Regions from separate parts of the Homo sapiens genome. Here region 1 is linked to region 2. Evidence: read pairs that join two places in POLR2A ChIA-PET (ENCODE). Cell type or tissue: PC-3. All regions are shown on one strand. Each heading gives the region's core, and the rest is flanking DNA. Links, peaks and the distances in the headings are about the cores only.

The links. ChIA-PET counts read pairs that join two places held together with the same protein. Peaks named below come from ENCODE experiments on the same cell type or tissue, not always from the same donor. Only the 100,000 strongest peaks of a DNase experiment are listed, where the experiment ranks them.
Region 1: POLR2A ChIA-PET joins it to region 2 with 11 read pairs; 1 of 35 experiments calls an interaction of 5 or more read pairs at or near these places.

The regions. Positions count from the first base shown.
Region 1 is chr1:206,511,917-206,516,307 of GRCh38, reverse strand. The region is part of intron 1 of RASSF5 (Ras association domain family member 5); the gene reads right to left. Among named protein-coding and RNA genes, the nearest start is that of RASSF5, 6.6 kb to the right of the region's middle. In PC-3, for the core only: no CTCF peak of the experiment used is centred there; DNase peaks (open chromatin) are centred at 2,547 and 2,917; H3K4me3 peaks cover 1,347 bases; H3K27ac peaks cover 1,932 bases.
Region 2 is chr1:205,173,802-205,178,192 of GRCh38, reverse strand. All of the region lies in intron 2 of DSTYK (dual serine/threonine and tyrosine protein kinase), which reads left to right. Among named protein-coding and RNA genes, the nearest start is that of DSTYK, 36 kb to the left of the region's middle. RefSeq lists an enhancer at 2,993-3,494. In PC-3, for the core only: no CTCF peak of the experiment used is centred there; DNase peaks (open chromatin) are centred at 2,062 and 2,582; H3K27ac peaks cover 2,304 bases.

The sequences.
Region 1 (4,391 bases), core at 127-4,126, 1.3 Mb before region 2:
GGGGCTTTCAGAAGCTCTAGGATCTTCATTCCTGACCTTTGGAAAACTAGATAGATTTTTCTACTGTAATGATGGTCTGGGAGGAGCACTACCTAGAGACAGGGAAATGCCTGCAATGACCTCTTGCTGTCTCTGACATCTAAGCAATGACTCAATGACCTCCATGCTGGAGGCAAGTTCAGCCATGGCCCAGCATAATTTGAAGCAACAACCTTCACCATCTTACTTGCTGGGGTACAATATATTATCACCCTATTTTATATAAAGGTACCTCCAGATGGCTTTTAAAAAACACTCATCACTAGGGTAGACATTCATGGACAATATGCTCAACGCTTTCTCTCAAAACTCTCATGTTACAGCTGGAATCTGTTCCAGTTGAATAATAAGGCATCTCTGAGGTTTTGTTTGAGGTGGGGGAGGTTAATACTTTCTTCAGATGCAAAAAATAATCCACATAATTCTTTCAGCAGAGACCACCAAGTCTCCAACTTCCATTCAACTTGGATAGAAAAAACAGCCTCCTGCAAATCAGCAAGAAAAGTAAGCAATGGTACCTGTTCCCAAATAAGAGATGAACCTGGAGAAATATAGAGAGTCAGAGCTGGCTTGGGGGTGGGAGGTTTCCCCAGATGTATTTTTTCTCATGGGGCCACATCACTGCCTGAGATTAGAGCCAGAGGTCCATTAGGCAGCTTCAGATTATTGTCCAGTCCCTATCCATGTCTTCTTCACCCTAGCTGTCCCCTCTAGGATCCAGTCTGTTAATTTCACTTTGGTTCCTGACTAGTGCTGTGTCATGAACTCTGAGAGCTGGGCCATGGCAAGAAGGAGGACTGGAACAGAAAAAGATCCTCCACCTGCATTTCCAGGCCCACCCCCTACACACCCTGAACACCTACGGGGTGAGGTGGGAGCGGGGAGAGACACACTTATTTCTTTCATCTTAGGATTTGGAAAAACTTCACCCTTTTTCTAAAGATCTCATGATTTGCACATGGTGACAATCAATTTAGAAACTGATTGTTGAAAATTGGCTTAAGTGGAGCCAACTCTCAATTACCCAGCCCTGGCTGATTCTCTAGCTTGTATAGGGCTCACCTCCCTTTTTTTCCTGTACCTCCTTTTTTGGACATTTCAGCATTCACCAGCAGAAGGGCAGCAGATGGATAAGTAAACTCAACTAACTTGCGTGATCAATGATATTAGCCTAAGGCAAAATGCCATGCTGGGTTCTGGTGCTGGCTTTGCTATTAATGATCTGGGTTATCTTAGCGAAGTCATTTGACTTCCCTGAATGCTGTGTTTCCTCATCTATGAGATGGCCCTGATTACATCAGTTCTACCGACGAAACAGAATTGCAATCCTGACAGAGGCAGTGCACATCAAACGGCCTTAGTGATAGCCAAGTGCAACAAAAGTTATTTCTGCTCCCACAGTTTCTTTGCCATTCTCAACTCTTCCTATTCCATGTGAATATACTCATCCTAGCAGGTTCACAGAATGCCAGCTTGTATCTTCAGCAAACACAATGATAATTCTTTTCCAGCTCTAGCATCCAGTAGAAACAAAACATAAAAGGATTTTAAAAAAATAAGAACATCACTCTTCTTTTTGGCCTGACTTTCATGAACCTGGAGTCTGATTTCTTAAAGGTCTATGTAAGCCAAGTTTTAATTTTCTAGCAGCCCCAGCCAATGGCCATTGCAGATGTCTAAATAAGACCTGCCCCACCCTGGAAATATGTTTGTTCAAAAAACAGGAATGGGGAGCAGAAGGTGGCACATAGGCCCTCCACTGAAGAATAAACCTGTCACAGGTAAGTGTCATACTCAGCCATCCACTCACCTGCTCAGTGCCACACAAAAATGAACAGACTACTCTTTCCAACACCACCCCTCTTATAGACCCTCAGCATGCACATCTTGCATTCCCCCCGATCCCTCTGCCCCATGCCCTCAAATGGGGCCAGGGCAGTAGTTATAGGTAGGAAAATCCGAAAGAAAATCTAGAACCTGCTACAATTCCCAGGGGTCACCAGACTCCTCAGCCAAAGTGGGGCATTCTCCCCTGGGAGGCTGGACACATGCTATGATGCCAGGAGGGACCCCACTGCCCTTCCTCCTTCCTCTCCAAAAAGGGTAAAAAAAGAGAATCAAACCTCAAAGATTTCCCAATGGGTACATCTCTCACAAACCTTTGTGTACTCTAGGAACCACAGGCATGCTAGAACAGGCCCGGCATGGCCTTGTGGGCCACTTCAGCCAAAGACCACACCATGGAGAGTTCTTGGGGTCTACCAGGCTCTGCCCAAGTCTCCTCAGCATAGTTATGAGTGCTTCAGAAAAAACTCAAAAGTCACTTCCCCAGGTGTGAGTCAAGATAGTCTTGACCTTGGGGTGGGGCAACCCATGACTGCTCCCAAGCCCCGACTTTATTCCACTTAAACCAGTGCCCCCAGGGAACCCAGCCTTCTGCCTGGTCTAACGTCATCACCTCAGCCTCCTCGCTGTTTCCCCTAAGCCCCAAAACTGGCTCTGTTCCCCTTCCGACCCTGAGATCCAGCCCGGAACATGTGGAGAAAGGCTTGCCAAAAGTCTTGGAAAAAAACTGAAAATGACTAAATGCAAAACCATCTCCCCAGTCAGGCCCGGCCTTCCCAGCTGCCGCCAGCCCTTCCCCACCCAGCCATGGAGAGTCAGAACAGAGCCCTGCGGGAGGGGCAGGTGCCCAGAGTCAGCAGAGACAGAGCGAGACCCTGCAGGGAGGCAGAAAGCATCCTGCCACCAGCACAGACCCAGGTCTGCAAGCTTGTGAGAAGGAAATCATACCAGCTGGTGCTGACTGAGCCCCAGGAACATGGTTCCCTCAGAAGGGCTGGGGGTGGGGAGCTTGCATGCTTTGCACACCCACAAATACTCACCCACCCAAGAATACTCACCTTGCCATCTGAGGAATGCGAACAGGAAGGGCCTCTGGTGAGGCCAGAGATGTGTTTACAGGTTCCTCAGCAGCCTTCATAGTAAGCCTGGGCAGAGCAAGAATGCCAGCAGCTGCCCTCCATGGGGAAACTGAGGAATGAGGGGTGGGTGTGGGAGCCAGAGAGAACCCTGTGGGAGAACACTGGGGTGCAGGAGCTGGGACCCACCCATGGCCATCCCACCTCAGGTAGCAGCCTCTCACACAGAGGTGCTGACTCTGAAGCCCAAAGCGGGGGAAATGGCTTGAGGGCCTGAGACAGCACCAAAGCCTTGAAGACCTGTCAGAATGAGGCCCGCCCGAGAGGTTCTAACTTTACCACTGTCCCTGGCAAAGCCAGCAGGTGACTCCTGGCCAGGTAATTCCCTTTCAGCTGAGCTAAGCATCCCTGTATCCCTGTATTCTGACCTCATGAAACTATTTTGAGCATGAATGTAGCAGCGGGCATGAAAACACTTTGGGCTCTTCAGAGAAAAGGCACTACTGACATGCAAAGAATTCTTCTTATGCCCATTCTCAGACCTGGGTTCGGCCTTGCGGCAGCTTCCCCTGAGCCTCTGGCCCCTGACCTGCTCACACTTCACAGGAGGTAGCTCCCTGACAGGATAAATTCACTCTCCCACCGAGGCAGGGCCCTTGGGACTGGGCTGGGGGCTGTCTTTTCTTTGTCACTCAGGGACTACCTGCCAGGCTTGGCACAGGCTGGCTCGCCGGTAGAATTGGGGAGAAGAGAGAGGATATCAGACCAAACCCTCAGTGCTGCGGGGAGATGTCAATTCACTTCCACCTAATAACTCCGCAGGATCAGCAGGCAAACACACACGTTCATTACCAAGTCTAATTAGGCTGGCAGACAAGTGGCATTAATCATTTTTGACTGTACCTGGGATTCAAGCCCCCCACACTCCATAATCAGAAAATTTCATGCTCTGATGAATAGTGGGGAAAATTAAGCGCACATTTAATCCTTTCACTTTCATCTTTTGATAAGACAGGAAGCAGGGAGGAGAGGAAAAACGGGCTGCAGCGTGGGAAGCTCAGAAGGCCTCTTTGAAAGCATTCCAGGTCCTTTCCCTGGCCCCTAACGCACACATCCTCCAACAGGACCTTGCCCAAGAAGAAGATCCCAGTTAGAGCCAGGGGTAGGAGAGGGCTTGGGAGTGGGGGATTCTCACAATCTTTAACAACAAAATTTCCATTTCTGTGCTTCATTTTCTTAAACTCTAAAGCCAAACACGGGGCTAAATCAAGGAAAACACACGCTACACACTCAGTGCTGCTGGGTGCGCAAATACCTTCCAAGTGCCCAAGGTAAATAAATACAGAAGCCGCCAGAACAACACAGGATGATTTCTGAGAGGCCTGAAATGAAGACCTTTCTCTGCTACAGAAAGAATCAATGCCAATGTCC
Region 2 (4,391 bases), core at 141-4,140:
GGATTATAAATATTCTTCTACTTTTAGCATGATTGTCTCATGCTTTCTATGGCTACTGAGGGCTATGACTGTGATTCTGTTTTTTCTAAGTCTTATATCTGGCCTGAGTTACACACTGATGCTTTTACTAGGTAGGGAGATGAGCTTGTATCCATTCAATGTTGACTACTGGGATAAAACTCTGGTTTGCCTTCACATTGATCCCAGTTTCTTTGAGGCATGTTATAACCTAGAAACATGTTATAGCCTGTTTGGTTGCAGCTCCCCCTTGGAAAGTATATGTACCAAAAAGAGTCAAGGTATTTTCTTTTTCTTTTTTTTTTTTTGAGATGAAGTCTCGCTCTGTCTCCCAGGCTGGAGCGCAGTGGCACGATCTTGGCTCACTGCAACCTCCGCCTCCTGGGTTCAAGCGATTCTCCTGCCTCAGCCTCCTGAGTAACTGGGATTACAGGTGCCTGCCACCATGCCTGGCTAATTTTTGTATTTTTAGTAGAGATAAGGTTTCAGTATGTTGGCCAGGCTGGTCTCAAACTCCTGACCTTAAGTGATTCACCCGCCTTGGCCTCCCAAAGTGCTGGGATTACAGGCATGAGCCACCACACCCAGCCAAGTCAAGGTATTTTCTATACAATAACAAAAATAGGGAGGTATTTTACTTAATATGTAATTAATATTTAAGAGTGATGGTTCAGGGAACTATTTAGAAATGAAAAAGAATCAGCCCTGTGTGAAAACAAACAGGAGAAACCTTTCAAATGCCCCATGAGAATGTCACGAGAGGAGAATTGGAAGTAAAGTAGCTAGAATATGGGGACAAGGATAGAGGTCAAGGCTGTCCAAGGGCAGGACAATTACTAATATATAGTTGTGTGTGAACCTGAGGCTTCAGAACTCTAGAGAAAGCAAAGACATCTGCTACCTACCAACTTTAGCCTGCGTACATAACTGTTTTCTGGCTTTTTGTTTGTATGTTTGTTTATATTTTAGAAATAGGGTCTCACTCTGTTGTTCAGGCTAGAGTGCAGTGACGTGATCACGGCTCACTGTAACCTCAACTTCCTAGGCTCAAGGGATCTTCCTGCCTCAGCCTCCTGAGTAGCTGGGACTATAGGTGGGTGTCACCATACCCGGCTAATTTGTTTTATTTTTTGTAGAGATGGAGTCTCGCCATATTGCCCAGGCTGGTCTCGAACTCCTGGGCTCAAGGGGATCTTCCAGCCTCAGCCTTCCAAAGTGCCAGGATTACAGGCGTGAGACACTGTGCCAGGCCACTGTTTTCTGTTTGAATTATCAGTTAGTATAATCATCCTTTGTTATAATAGAGTTTTAGTAATGTGCCATGAGCTACAGAGTAAGGATTCTTCACCTATAAGAGTCAGTATTCTTAGGAAGGGGTCAGCCTTCGTCAGTGATTGAGTGATTACTTCTTGGCATTTAAAATAGCGTCACTGGCTGGGCACAGTGGCACATGCCTATAATCCTAGCACTTTGGGAGGCTGAGGCAGGAGGATCGCTTGAGCTCAGGAGTTTTAAGACCAGCCTGGGCAACTTAGTGAGATTTTGTCTCTACAAAAAATTTAAAAATAAATAAAATAGTGTCATTTTACACTTTATACCCAAAACAAAACCAAAGAAGTATATTCTGGTGTTTGTAGAGTAGCAAGCTCCTTTCTATTGCATTTCTTTTTTTTTTTTTTTTTTTTTTTTTTTTTTTTTAAGAGGGAGTTTCACTCTTGTTGCCCAGGCTGGAGTGCTATGGCATGATCTCGGCTCACCGCAACCTCCGCCTCCTGGGCTCAAGCAATTCTCCTGCCTCAGCCTCCCGAGTAGCTGGAATTACAGGCATACGCCACCACCCCGGCTAATTTTGTGTTTTCAGCAGAGATGGGGTTTCTCCATGTTGATCAGGCTGGTCTTGAACTCCCAACCTCAGGTGATCTGCCTGTCTCGGCCTCCCTAAATGCTGGGATTACAGGCGTGAATCACTGCACCCAGCCTCTATTGCATTTCTTAATCATGCCGAGAAAATGGGTGGTAACAGATCAACTTCTGTAAACTCCACAGATTTATGCAGAATGCGTTCTACAAGAGAAATCTCTTTAGGAATTCACTATGACTCAATATAGGAATTATGGGTTATTGTCATGATTCCTTGAGATTCTTTTTACTTGATTGAGTTAGGAGCAAAATGCTTACTCATTGCTTTATTCTTGGAGTAGAGGCAAATGCAATTTCAGATAAATGTGTGGGATAAAATGTGTGGGATGGGAGTTGAAAGATAGAAGATTTTACATATGCCGATTGAAAGTGGCTTTGAGCATCATTTCTTCATTAATTCATTCCATGTTTATTTATTGGATGCTTACTAAGTGCCAGGCACTGTTCTAGGTGCTAAGAAGGTATATAGCCATCCATGAAACAGTCTGAGGTCAGACTTCCCTCTCAGGTGGCCATACTAAGGCCCATAACAGCTCTGGCTCATCCTCTTTATATTAATTTTTATTTTTTCACTCCCTGTCTCCAGGAAACAGTGTTGGCGTCCTTTTTTGTTTATAACCGTCAAGCATGAGTCATCCCTTCACTGAGTATTGCAGAATCGCATATCACATTCCAGCCTAATTCGTACTGCTGCCAGGGTCTCTGCCAGCAGCTCTTTGCCTATCTTCTGACAATCATGATACTCAGAGCAGTGAGACCAACTGCACATGTTGGTCAACTGGGGAAGGGAGAAGACAGAGCATGATACCTGTTTTCTATCCATTTTTGTTTAGTACAAGGTATATTTAGGAATAGGCAGCTTCTGGCGGGCACGGTGGCTCACGCCTGTAATCCCAGCACTTTGGGAGGCTGAGGCAGGCGGATCACGAGGTCAGGAGATCGAGACCATCCTGGATAACATGGTGAAACCCTGACTCCACTAAAAATACAAAAAAATTGCCGGGCGTGCGCCTGTAGTCCCAGCAACATGGGAGGCTGAGGCAGGAGAATGGCGTGAACCTGGGAGGCGGAGCTTGCATGAGCCAAGATTGCGCCACTGCACTCCAGCCTGGGCAACAGAGCGAGACTCTGTCTCAGAAAAAAAAAAAAAAAGGGCAGCTTCTTTGTGGGTGCCAATATATCAGGCCATACTCTACCATTAGAAAGCCCGAAATCCATGGCAGGGCACGGTGGCTGGTGCCTGTAATCCCCGCACTTTGGGAGACCAAGGTGAGTGGATCACCTGAGGTTGGGAGTTTGAGACCAGCCTGACCAACATGGAGAAACCCCATCTCTACTAAAAAAACAAAATTAGCCCGGCGTGGTGGCGCATGCCTGTAATCCCAGCTACTCGAGACGCTGAGGCAGGAGAATCGCTTGAACCTGGGAGGCGGAGGTTGCAGTGAGCCAAGATGTGCCATTGCACTCCAGCCTGGGCAACAAGAGTGAAACTCCGTCTCAAAAAAAAAAAAAAAATTAAAAATAAAGCCTGAAATCCCTTTTTTTAATTAATTAATTAAGTAATTTTTTTTTTGGACAGTATCTCACTCTGTTGCCCAGGCTAGAGTGCAGTGGTGTGATCTCAGCTCACTGCAACCTCCACCTCCCAGGTTCAAGTGATTCTCATTCCTCAGCCTCCCAAGTAGCTGAGACTACAGGCATATGCCACCATGCCCAGCTAATTTTTTTTTTTTTTTTTTTTGGAGACGGAGTCTCACTCTGTCACCCATTCTGGAGTACAATGGCATGATCTCAGCTCACTGCAACCTCCTCCTTCTGGGTTCAAGTGATTCTTCTGCCTCAGCCTCCTGAGTAGCTGGGACTACAGGCTTGTGCCACCACACTCAGCTAATTTTTGTATTTTTAGTAGAGACAGGGTTTCACCATATTGGCCAAGCTGATCTTGAACTCCTGACTTCGTGATCCACCTGCCTCGGCCTCCCAAAGTGCTGGGATTACAGGTGTGAGCCACCTTGCCCAGCCTAATTTTTGTATTTTTAATAGAGACTGGTTTTGGCCATGTTGGCCAGGCTGGTCCCGAACTCCTGGCCTCAAGCAATCTGCCCACCTCAACCTCCCAGAGTGCTGGGATTACAGGCATGAGCCACTGTGCCTGACTTCCAAAATTCATTTCTTTAATAATGAATTTACACCTATGAGCAAATAAAGTCAGCTGGTCTCTTAAAAACAGTATTGGGCCAGGCATGGTGGCTCACGCCTATAATCCCAGCACTTTGGGAGGCTGGGGCAGGCAGATCACCTGAGGTTAGGAGTTCAAGACCAGCCTTGCTAACATGGCAAAACCCATCTCTACCAAAAAATACAAAAATTAGCTGGGCATGGTGGCACATGCCTTGTAATCCCAGCTACTCAGGAAGCTGAGGCAGGAGAATCACTTGAACCCAGGAGGCAGA